Regions from separate parts of the Homo sapiens genome. Here region 1 is linked to region 2. Evidence: chromatin loops called from intact Hi-C (ENCODE). Cell type or tissue: HCT116. All regions are shown on one strand. Links, peaks and the distances in the headings refer to the core of each region. The heading gives the core; the rest is flanking DNA. Region 1 has its middle 140 kb from the start of STK32A-AS1. Region 2 has its middle 17 kb from the start of GPR151.

Region 1 (5,385 bases), core at 254-5,253, 570 kb after region 2:
GACAGAGAGGCTACAGTGGCAATCAAAGCATGTCAGACAGCGCTTAAACACTCAGGACATTATCATTATAAGAATTTCTACCTTATTCTCTGAATAAGATGAGAAGCCACTGGGGACTTTTAAGAAAAGAAATCACTGGCTTCTGTGCAGAAAAGAAACAAGAGTGAAAACAGGAGGAAAAAAAAAAGTCACTAGGAGGCTAGTGCAATAATCCAAGTGAGAAATGGACCAGAATGGTAGCAGTGGAGATGGTGAGGAGTGTTGGACATTGGGTACACAACAAAGGCAGTAGTGAAGAATGATGTCAAGATGTGTCGGCTTATATGACTGCAAGAATGGAGTTATTTACTGAGATGGGGACAGGCAGGTTAGAAGATATTTCATTTGTATTATGTTTTAGGTGTCCACTAGATATAAACTAGGTGTTACATATCATCACCCCGACATGCTGTGACTCCTTACTCTGTGCAAATTTCTGTGCAAAAGCTTTCTGACTTCATAGGATGTCTGAATTTGATTAATATTCATCTTTCACACTGGAGTGCAGTTGCATGAGAGCAGTGGCTATTTCGATCTCTCTCTGTGTATTCCTAGCACCAAGCACAGTGCCTGACGAAGTACACACTCAGTGACTAGTGAATGGATGACTGAATGAAAGAGTGAAGAAGTGAGACTTCCCAACAACTCCATACAGAACTGGACCAACTGCTTCCACAGCTCATCTTGGTCAAGTCTGATTCCCATAGGTGGCATGACCGATGGAGATGCCCCTGGCATCAATGCCTCCTCTTTCCCTTTGGTCCAGGTCACACCTTCAATTCAAGGTTCCTAAATGCTGATATTATTTTACTGTTACAAAATTTAGGAGAATATGAAAAAAATACATTTTCTTCATAATATTATAGATTAATTTCCTCAATTTTATGCCACTATGGTGGCCTGATCTTAAATTTTCCATACAGGTCTACTTGAAAATTTACTCTAGGGTTCTTTTGTGATCTCACTCAACCTGCCAGACCATCCTAGCTCTACAGTTTGCACCCCCAACATCATACTCTGAAACCCTCTCATCCTTGCGCTAGCTTTATTTGTAGTCAGAGTAGTTTGTGGTCTATATTTCAGCGCAAGGAAAACTCTACTATCCATTTTCTAAGGCACAAGTTGATCTTATGCTTAAGAGTCCAGCACAAAGACGAATTTCTCTGCATTGACTTTCCCTTTTCATGAGCTCTTCAATAAAATGGGTTAACAAATGAAGCCGTTACTTTCAATTAATATTTATTCAAAACAGAATGATCTCTATGTGACTAGCTGCACCTGGGAAGGAAGGTTAACATAAGGGCATTTATATTAAAAGTCAGGAGTGGAGTCCTGAAGGGTCAATGTGAGAGCAACAAGGTTGACCTCACCATTTCCCCAGTTGGTAACCCTACATAAGATATAGGTATTAGGCAGTACACAGTGTGATTCCTGGTGTTTTTTTTTAAAAAAGTTCATCTTGCTATTTAGAGGCAAAGACATGGGAGTCAAGTCATCATCCATGGTTGACACACTGGCCAGCCTTTATTTAAAGAATAAAAAGGGTTACATGGTCAACTAAGTTAGGAACCTTCTGCTTATCATCTTTCTCTTGCATATTTACAATGGACATGAGCAGCTTAGATGCAGGGAGAAGCTTTAGATTTTAGAACACTGCTTAACCTTGTTTAATATAACATTTTTACAAACTTATTTTTATTTGTCGCTAAATGTCTTTAGAAACATGGCATTCTGTAGAAGATAATTTATAAGAGGCTGAACTAACTTGCTCTACTCAGAAGTTAATAGCATGAAAGGAAGGAAGCTGCCTCATATACCGAAGAGTGTAGTCTTTGACCAGGTTCAAAGACATGGGTTCAATTCCCCACTAACCTACTTAATGGCTTTGTGGCCTCAGGTGAGTTACTAAACCTTTTTGTGCATCTATAAATTGAAATTCTATATTGGTTTTTAAATCTAAGTATTTTACATCTAATGCATGTAAAATATCTTTATATGTAATACATATTATCCACGTTTTTATAATCTGGGCTCACCTTTGCACCTTTGTCCTTTCTAGGACTCTGTTTCACCCTTGGTCATCATCCCTGGTTTAGAGTAGCCAGATGTAGTAGATAAGAGCAGGAGCATTGGATTAAGATACACTTGAATTCAATTTTTCATTCTGCCATTTACTAGCTGTGTGGTCCTGGGCAAGTTACTTGAACTCTACGGGCCTTAGTTTCTTTATCTGTGAAACAGAACTGCAGGGAGGATCAAAATAGTTAAAGCACATGGAGTGACCAGCAGGGGGCCTACTTCAGAGTAAATGGCACAGAAAAAAAGCTGTCCCAGGATTCTGGTTTTTCATTTCCTGTCACCACACTTTTAATCTCTGGCTTGGCTGTGATCTCTTGACTTAATCCCATTGCTAAGCACATTTGATCCTGGGAGCCAACGTTCCTGACAGTGGAGTCCAACAAATCCCTTTTCCATTTCCATTCCCAAACAGTAGCTTCCTCCCTGGGGCAACTGGTGCTTATAATTTACTTCCAGATCCCTGGCCCAGCTGCAGGGAAAAAGAACAGACAACGATTTCTCTTCCCACAGCCTCCCACGCATTAGTTTTCCCTGCATGTCTGACGTTTGACTTCTAAGTGCCCTCTGGCTGTGATTACTCAGGCAAACTGAAGTGGACAGATGGAACAATTATTTGGAAAGCACAACCAATGGAAAGCAAAACAAAAAGACAGAGAAAGGAAACCCTGTACCCAACCCTGCAGTTGAGAGGAAAGAGTTTATTGGTTTAAATTATTCTTATTGCCTGCTGGCATCGATTGTATTTTCTAGGTAATTGGTCAGCTCTCCCCATTCGTCTGTCTCTGTAGAGAAATGATCTTTTCTTAGATATCGGCACTCCAGGTAGCCCTCTCTTGAAGGAATGGATGTGTTTGGGCAAGGCTTGTCTAAAAGCAAAATTTTAAAGTGACTCTGATCAATTCATTAGCTTTCATGATAAACACAAAAGATGTTATATTAATGGGAGGAAATGGATCTCTGAATATAAGAAATCAAACTTTAGAAGAAAGCATACTTTCAAAATCAAGTGTTTGAAAAATTTCTGAGAAAACTAGAATTAATGTTTCACAGTTCTGGAATCAAACTGCCTGATTCCATTTCTGGCTCCATCGCATTTTTTTTTTCTGTGCAAACTAGTATCAATATAAATTATTTAGCCTCCGAGTTTGTTTCCTGGTCCCTTCATTAGAGATAATAGCAGTACTTACTCATAGAGTAACGATTAAATGAAATAGCTGTGTGTATGTAGGACTTAGTAGCTGCCTGCTACATAGTAAATTCCCAGTAAATGGTGGCAGTTATTAATAAGTTATTAATCATAGCCTTATGTTTCAGGCTATAAAAGTTAAAGATGGAAAAACTGGAACCCCAGATGATGGCAGCTCAGGGCCTCTGTGGGGTTTCAGCTCTTATTTTTCTGGTTCAATTCATAGACTGCTGCAGCTTCCAACTCCTGGAGCACATTTCTGTTCAGTGAGAGGTGCCTGTGTGTAGAAGACCATCACATAGTATTTGAAGTTCGTTCATTTTTCACAAATATGGCGAGAATCTGATTCAATGCCAGCTGAACAATGAGTGTAGATTTGCTGTGGAAGTGACAGGCCCTAATTGGATCTTCAATGCTGAAACAGCTGTCTGGGTAGAGGAGCTGGGCAGGGGGCACATGCTTTGGCCTTCCCTCGGTGCCATCCTGCCTGAGTTTAGGGGGCTATGCTGCATAACTTAAGGTCATGTGAATTGTGTTTCAAACTTTCTTCCATTCTAGAATAGAAATCAAAGGCAGACTTTGATGGCTTATAGCCTAAATTGTTCTCACCCATGCAACAGGGTCAGCCACTGTGTAACAGAGGTCAAAGACTTTTCCTGAAAGATAATAAAAAATATTAGTAGTAACTACCACATGTTGAGTATCTATCAGGTACCCGTCTAGATGTTTTACCAGAATTATCTTATTTAATTCCTAAAACGACTTTCTGAGGGAGGAATTCTTATTAAGTCTACTTTTTAGATGAAAAAACAGGCACAAAGGAGTTGAGCAATTTGACCAGATCACACAGCTAGTGGCTGGTAGTCTGGATTTGAATCCAGGCCTTTGGATTCCAAAATCAGAAAGCTTAATTAACCACTCTGTTATCTTTTATGAGAATTAGTTTCCATGTGGGACAAGTTGAAACACCTGTTTTTCTGGAAAGTGCTTTGCCATGGTGTAGGGCCACACAACCAATCCATGAGAGCCTGCAATAAAATCCAGACTAACCCCAGCTCTGTCCTAAATAACAATGAGGAAGATGATTGATATTTAACAGAGGTAACAACAACAATTTAGTGAACAAGTTCTATACACCAGGTACCATGCTCAGCACTTGAAAATTCACACAACTAACCCTCACCGAAACTGCAGCTCTGGCGACTAATAAGCCTACATTTGCATCTAACTCTGCCACTTAGCAGCTGTGGAATTTTCAGTACGCATTTAGATTCATTCATTCTCTCTCTCTCTCTCTCTCTCATTTTCCTCATTTAAAAAGACAAAATTTGGTGTCGGAATTAAATGAGATAATGTGTGATAGATACACGGTGCCCAGAAGATGCCAGGCCTCAATAAATGTTGGCATCACTATTATCTCTTTTCTACAATATGAAGAAATACAGTCTCTCCGAGAAAGTGGATGAACTGAGCCTTCATGTCTGGCAACATCTGTTTGTAAAATCTGGGTCAGTTTCAATCCAAAGCTGAATGACTTTTTCCACCTGACCCATGGCTTTCACACATGGCCACCTGTCAGAAACAACTGGAAAACGTGTTTAAAATCTAGAGTATTTGCGCCCATCCCGGGTGATTCTGACACAGCAGGAGTGGACTTTTCAGCTGTGCTGTTGCAGGGCCCAGTTGGGGTCCACTGCTCTGGCTCTGGCCACCACCTTGGTCTCAGGGTCCCATCTCCCCTGTTCCACCTAAGGGAGTGTGGGAGTGTATCTATTATCAGTGACTGCAGAGAACCCTCTGACTTAGCCTGGGCTGCCATTACAAAATATCATAGACTGGGTGGCTGAAACAACAGAAATTTATTTTATCACAGTTCTGGAAGCTAGCTGGAGTCCAAGTTCAAGGTGCCAGCATGGTCAGTTTCTGGTGAGGTCACCCTCTTACTCTATGCTCACTTGACAGGTCAGGGGTGGGGAAGCAAGCTCTCTGATGTCTCTTTTTATAAGGGCATTAATTCCATCACGAAGGTCCTATCTTCATGAACCAATTATCTCCCAAAGGTCATACTGCTAAACATCATA
Region 2 (5,385 bases), core at 331-5,330:
CTAAAACAAAAACATTTAGTAAGAAGAGTGAAATTGTTTTATGTTTTTGCAGATCTCATTAACATCTGGCTTGACAGAATGGAGCTAGATTCTCTTATCTGCTTTTGCATTCAATCTGTTGCAATATCACATATCATGTATCCTCTAGAAAACTCTACTCTACGCTCATGAGAATGAAAAAGGCAAATAACATTTTAGTATTATTAGAAAATGGTTTTGGCCAGGCACGGTGGCTCATGTCTGTAATCCCAGCACTTTGGGAGGCTGAGGTGGGCAGATCACCTGAGGTCAGGAGTTTGAGATGAGCCTGGCCAACATGGTGGAATCCCATCTCTACTAAAAAATACAAAAATTAGCCGGGCATGGTGATGTGTGTCTGTAATCCCAGCTACTCAGGAGGCTGAGGCAGGAGGATTGCTTGAGCCCAGGAGGCGAAGGTTGCAGTGAGCCGAGATTGTGCCACTGCACTCCAGGCTGGGAGACAGAGCGAGACTCTGCCTCAAAAAAAAAAAAAAGAAAATGGTTTTGATCTTGTGGTCTCCTGAAATGGTCTCAGGGACTCCCAGAAAACTAGGAGTTTAAAAGATTAAAGCACCCTCATTGTAAGCAAACATATGTGTAGTTGAAGACAAACAATCTATTCTTTTACATTAATTAAATGCTTACTGGGACAGACCTCTGCTGGGATTCCAAGTTGTATTTGAGTGAAACAGAATTTCTGGAAGAAGGGTAATTCTCAGTTTTCGTGAATTCAGCTTGTTCTTATCCACTGTGGGGTTTACCATGCCACCACAGGAGTCTTTGATTAGGGTGCACTTGACAATTGCCTTTCGATTTCCAGTTCAGCTACAGAAAATTTGCTTGGCTTTTTGGTTTCTTTGGCTATTCCTGCTGCTCGTTGGGAATGTGGTGATTAGCTTGCAGGGTATGATCAAAGCATTGATTAACTTTCGTGTCATGTTTTATCTTCTAGAGAGAAGACGATGGTAGTGAAAAATAGACCAGAAATCTCTCTCATTGAATATTTGTCTCTCAAAATACAGCTTTCAAAGAGTATTAAGGTGGAGTGGGCTATAAAATCTTTGCATGCAGATTGGGAATGCCCTATGAGGTGGTGATTCCTCCCTGCTTGAAGAGTTGTACTTCGCAGTAACTCAGTGACAAAGAGCCTCCTGTTTTGTTTTGGCCCCTGCAATGACTATTGTGAGCACCATGCTCTGACAAGAAGTTTAACACCACAAGCTTTGGGATGGCTAAATGCAGTGTAGCTCATGAAAACTTTGGGACCAAATTAATATGCTTTAATTTGGAAAATATGTATTGGGAAATTATTTAATACATAAAATATTTTTGGGAAAGATTAAAGCTTTGTTATGTAAATAAAGCAATCCTGAATTCTCACAAATTTAAAGTATAACCTGGGGGTGGTGGTTTGTGCCTGTAATCTCAGCTACTCTGGAGGCCAAAGCAGGAAAATTATTTAAAGCCAGGAGTTTGAGACTGGCCTGGGCAATATAGTGAGACCCCATCTTAAAAAATTATTTTTATATATATAGAGAAATACATAAATTTACGTCTATTATATATATATCTATATATGTCTATATCTATGTATATATATATAGATATAAATTAGCTTGGCGTGATGGCGCACGCTTGTAGTCCCAGCTACTTGGGAAGCTGAGATGGGAGGATTGTTCGAGCCCTGAAGTTTCAGGCTGCAGTGAACTGTGATCGTGCCACTGAAATCCAGCCCGGGCAACAGAGATTGAGACCCCCCCTCTGTCCCAACCCCCTCAGAAAATCCAAAGTATAATAACAGAGAATTTTTTATTTGATATTTGGTATCCCCATTCACTTTTTTTTTTTTTTTTTGAGATAGAGTCTCACACTGTTGCCTGGGCTGGACTGTGGAGTGCGATCTTGGCTCACTGCAACTGCCACCTCCCAGGTTCAAGCGATTCTCTTTGCCTCAACCTCTCAAGTAGCTGGGATTACAGGTGCTCACCACCAGGCCTGGCTAATTGTGTGTGTGTGTGTGTGTGTGTGTGTGTGTGTGTGTTTAGTAGAGACGGGGTTTCCCTATGTTAGCCCTGCTGGTCTCAAACTCCTGACCTTATGATCTGCCCGCCTCGGCCTCCCAAAGTGCTGGGATTACAGGCGTGACCACTGCACCTGGCCTCCCCATTCATTTTTAAGTGATGGCCTGTTAAGGTCAAATTTAGTCTTTCTCTCTCTCTCTCTCTCTCTCTCTCTCTTTCTTTTCTTTCTTTCTGACAGAGTCTTGCTCTGTCACCCAGGCTGGAGTACAGTGGCATGATCTTGGCTCACTGCATCCTCTGCTTCCCGGGTTCAAGTGATTCCTGCCTCAGCCTCCCGAGTAGCTAGATTTACAGGCATCCACTACCATGCCTGGCTAACTTTTGTATTTTTAGTAGAGACTGGGTTTTGCCATGTTGGCCAGGCTGGTCTCCAACTCCTGACCTCAAGTGATCCGCCTGCCTCCATCTCCCAAAGTGCTGGGATTACAGGCGTGAGCCACCATACCCGGCCTAGTTTACATTTCTTGAATACATATCATCTTATGCTGGAAGGTCAGGAATATGGATAAAGAGAACTTTGATTTTTAGTGGCTGATCTAGTTGCAGGTGATAACAGGCCTCAATAATTTGGTAGTTTTCTACAGTTGCACAGATTTGGCCAACAGAGGGCGGCAGAGTCCAGTACCTTGAGAGCACAAATGCTGTGTAACCTGTGTGACTTCCGTGCTTAGCTGGTGTGGGTGGTGGAGACCTTAGTGAACTGGAGAGGAGATCTCAGATCTTGAGAGGACTGGCTTGCATTTGATTCTAGCTGATAGTTGCCTGTGGAGAGAAAACCCTAGTGTTGCAGGCTCGGGGCTTATGATTTTTCAAGAGATGAAAACATTCCAGAGTTCTCAGTGAAATTTTCTGATTTAAAAATGTTGCTCAGGGAGGGAGAGCATTAGGACAAATACCTAATGCACGCAGGGATTAAAACCTAGATGACAGGTTGATAGGTGCAGCAAACCATCATGGCACATGTATACCTATGTAACAAACCTGCACGTTCTGCACATGTATCCCAGAACTTAAAATGAAAAAAAAAAAAAAAGAAAAATATATATGCATTAAAGAAGATAGATTATTAAAAAAAGTTGCTCAATTTCTTTTAAAGCATTGCTTGGGGAAAAGAAAAATAAAAGCTGCCAGTGCGTTGAATTTGACCTATGGTCTTCCCAGCCCTATAGTATCCTAGGAATGTGATTGACAGCCCAGACTTTTTTGTCTCTTTATATAAAAGGACATTTCCATAGCATTTCCTCAAAAGGGAGGAGAGGGGAATACTACAGAAAACAAAGGTAGAGCTGCTTTAACATTTCAGGGGAAATTCATGCAGTCTCCACTGGGAGGAAAATTTCAAGGTGTTAAGAAATTTTTGGTTTGGAATCCTGAAGTATAATAGAAGTTGACCTGTTAGACAAGAATTTTCCTCCAAATAATAAATTACTTTTTGAGCATTTATTATAAAACCATCACTTTTCCTACTGCTGTGGGCAGGACCACACACTCCAGGTTTTGTGGGATTGGTTGACTTTTAAATATTCTGTCATGTTTCCCTGTAACCACTTCCACACTTGTCAGTATGGTTTCTTGACTTTTGATTTGGGTACTATAGTGACCCTCTGGCTATACTCAGGGTTTGCTTTCAATTCCTGCTGCAGCTGCCTCCTAATAGGCCTATCTGCCTGGACACTGGCCTCCCTCAAGATTGTCCTTTCTCACCACACAGAAACCACAGCCATTTTTTCAAAACTCAGATTGGATCAAGTCTTTCCTACTTCAGTGTTCTTCCCTTTCACTCTTAAAATCCTTCAGTGGCTTCTTATCACACATTAGGTTAAAGATACATAGCTTGAGCTGGGCATGGTGGCTCACGCCTGTAATCACAGCACTTTAGGAGGCCAAGGTGGGTGGATCACGGGGTCAAGAGATCAGAACCAGCCTGGCCATCATGGTGAATCTACTAAAAATACAAAAATTAGTTGGGCGTGGTGGCGCATGCCTGTAGTCCCAGCTGTTTGGGAGGCTGAGACAGGAGAATTGCTTGAACCCAGGAGGCAGAGGTTGTAGTGAGCCGAGATTGCACCACTGCACTGCAGCCTGGTGCCAGAGTGAGACTCTGTCTCAAAAAAAAAAAAAAAAAAAAAAAGTGCCTGGGAGGCTGTGGTGGATGGATCACGAGGTCAGGAGTTTGAGACAAGCCTGGCCAACACAGTGAAACCGTGTCTCTACTAAAAATACAAAAATTAGCTGGGTGTGGTGGTGGGTGCCTGTAATCCCAGCTACTCGGGAGGTTGAGGCAGGAGAATCACTTGAACCCGGGAGGCGGAGGTTGCAGTGAGCCGAGATCGCACCATTGCACTCCAGCCGGGGTGACAAGAGTGAGACTCTGTCTCCAAAAAATAAAAAGATAGATAGCTTGGCCCGTGCCTCTTCCTCCTGATTTTTTCATCTTTCACTCCAGCCACCTTGGCCTTGTGTTTACCATGTTTTCTTCCACCTGGGAGCTTTGGAGCAAAATTATTTTAGGTGCCCTCCTCCTCCCAATAGTGCTTTGATTAAGGTTATACAGGCAAAAAGCTTCCAAGGTACATGATGAGAAAATTGAGTGAAGATGATGTTGACAAAGGTGTTTTTGAGTTAGGATTATTCTTTATCATTTATTTAGAGCCATGAGGGAAAAGGTAGAGAATAGTGACAAACCAGGCACTATAAAATTGGAGTTAAATCTGTGCTGATTATCTTATCAACATAAAGTTGAATTTTTTTTTTTTTTTTGAGACAGGCTCTTGCTCTGTTGCCCAAGCTGGAGTGCAGTGGTGCAATCATGGCTCACTGCAGCCTCGACTTCCTGGGCTCAAGTGAACCTCCCACTTCAGCCTTCTGAGTAGCTGGTAGTACAGGCATGCACCACCATGCCTGGCTAATTTTTTAATATTTTTGTAGAGACAGAGGTCTCCCTGTGTTGCCCAGGCTGGTTTCAAACACTTGGGCTCAAGCAATCATCATGCCTTGGCCTCCCAAAGTGTTGGGATTATAGAGATGAGCCACCATGCCCAACCTAAAGTCAAATTTCTAAGTGCTCTCTTAAAAAGAGCAAAAACACTTTCCTGTATATTCAGTGGTTGGTTTTGATAGTTACCTTCCAAGGATTGTGGGCCTGCAACTTTGAAACTACTAATATATAAGGAAAACATCATTTGTTAACATGTTTGTTGAAGGAAATTGCTAAATTTGTGATATTAATCACAGATCTTACGTATTAGCTGACTGATTCTTTCTGTAATAATCCAAATAATAA

What was found. A loop is a pair of places that touch in the nucleus more often than their neighbours do. Peaks named below come from ENCODE experiments on the same cell type or tissue, not always from the same donor. Only the 100,000 strongest peaks of a DNase experiment are listed, where the experiment ranks them.
Region 1: it touches region 2 in a loop (3-fold over the local background); 3 of 110 quality-filtered maps call a loop at or near these places.

What each region holds. Positions count from the first base shown.
Region 1 is chr5:147,096,012-147,101,396 of GRCh38, forward strand. No RefSeq gene overlaps it. Among named protein-coding and RNA genes, the nearest start is that of STK32A-AS1, 140 kb to the right of the region's middle. In HCT116, for the core only: a CTCF peak has its summit at 2,331 (motif pointing right); a DNase peak (open chromatin) is centred at 2,320.
Region 2 is chr5:146,530,732-146,536,116 of GRCh38, forward strand. No RefSeq gene overlaps it. Among named protein-coding and RNA genes, the nearest start is that of GPR151, 17 kb to the left of the region's middle. In HCT116, for the core only: a CTCF peak has its summit at 2,699 (motif pointing right); a DNase peak (open chromatin) is centred at 2,730.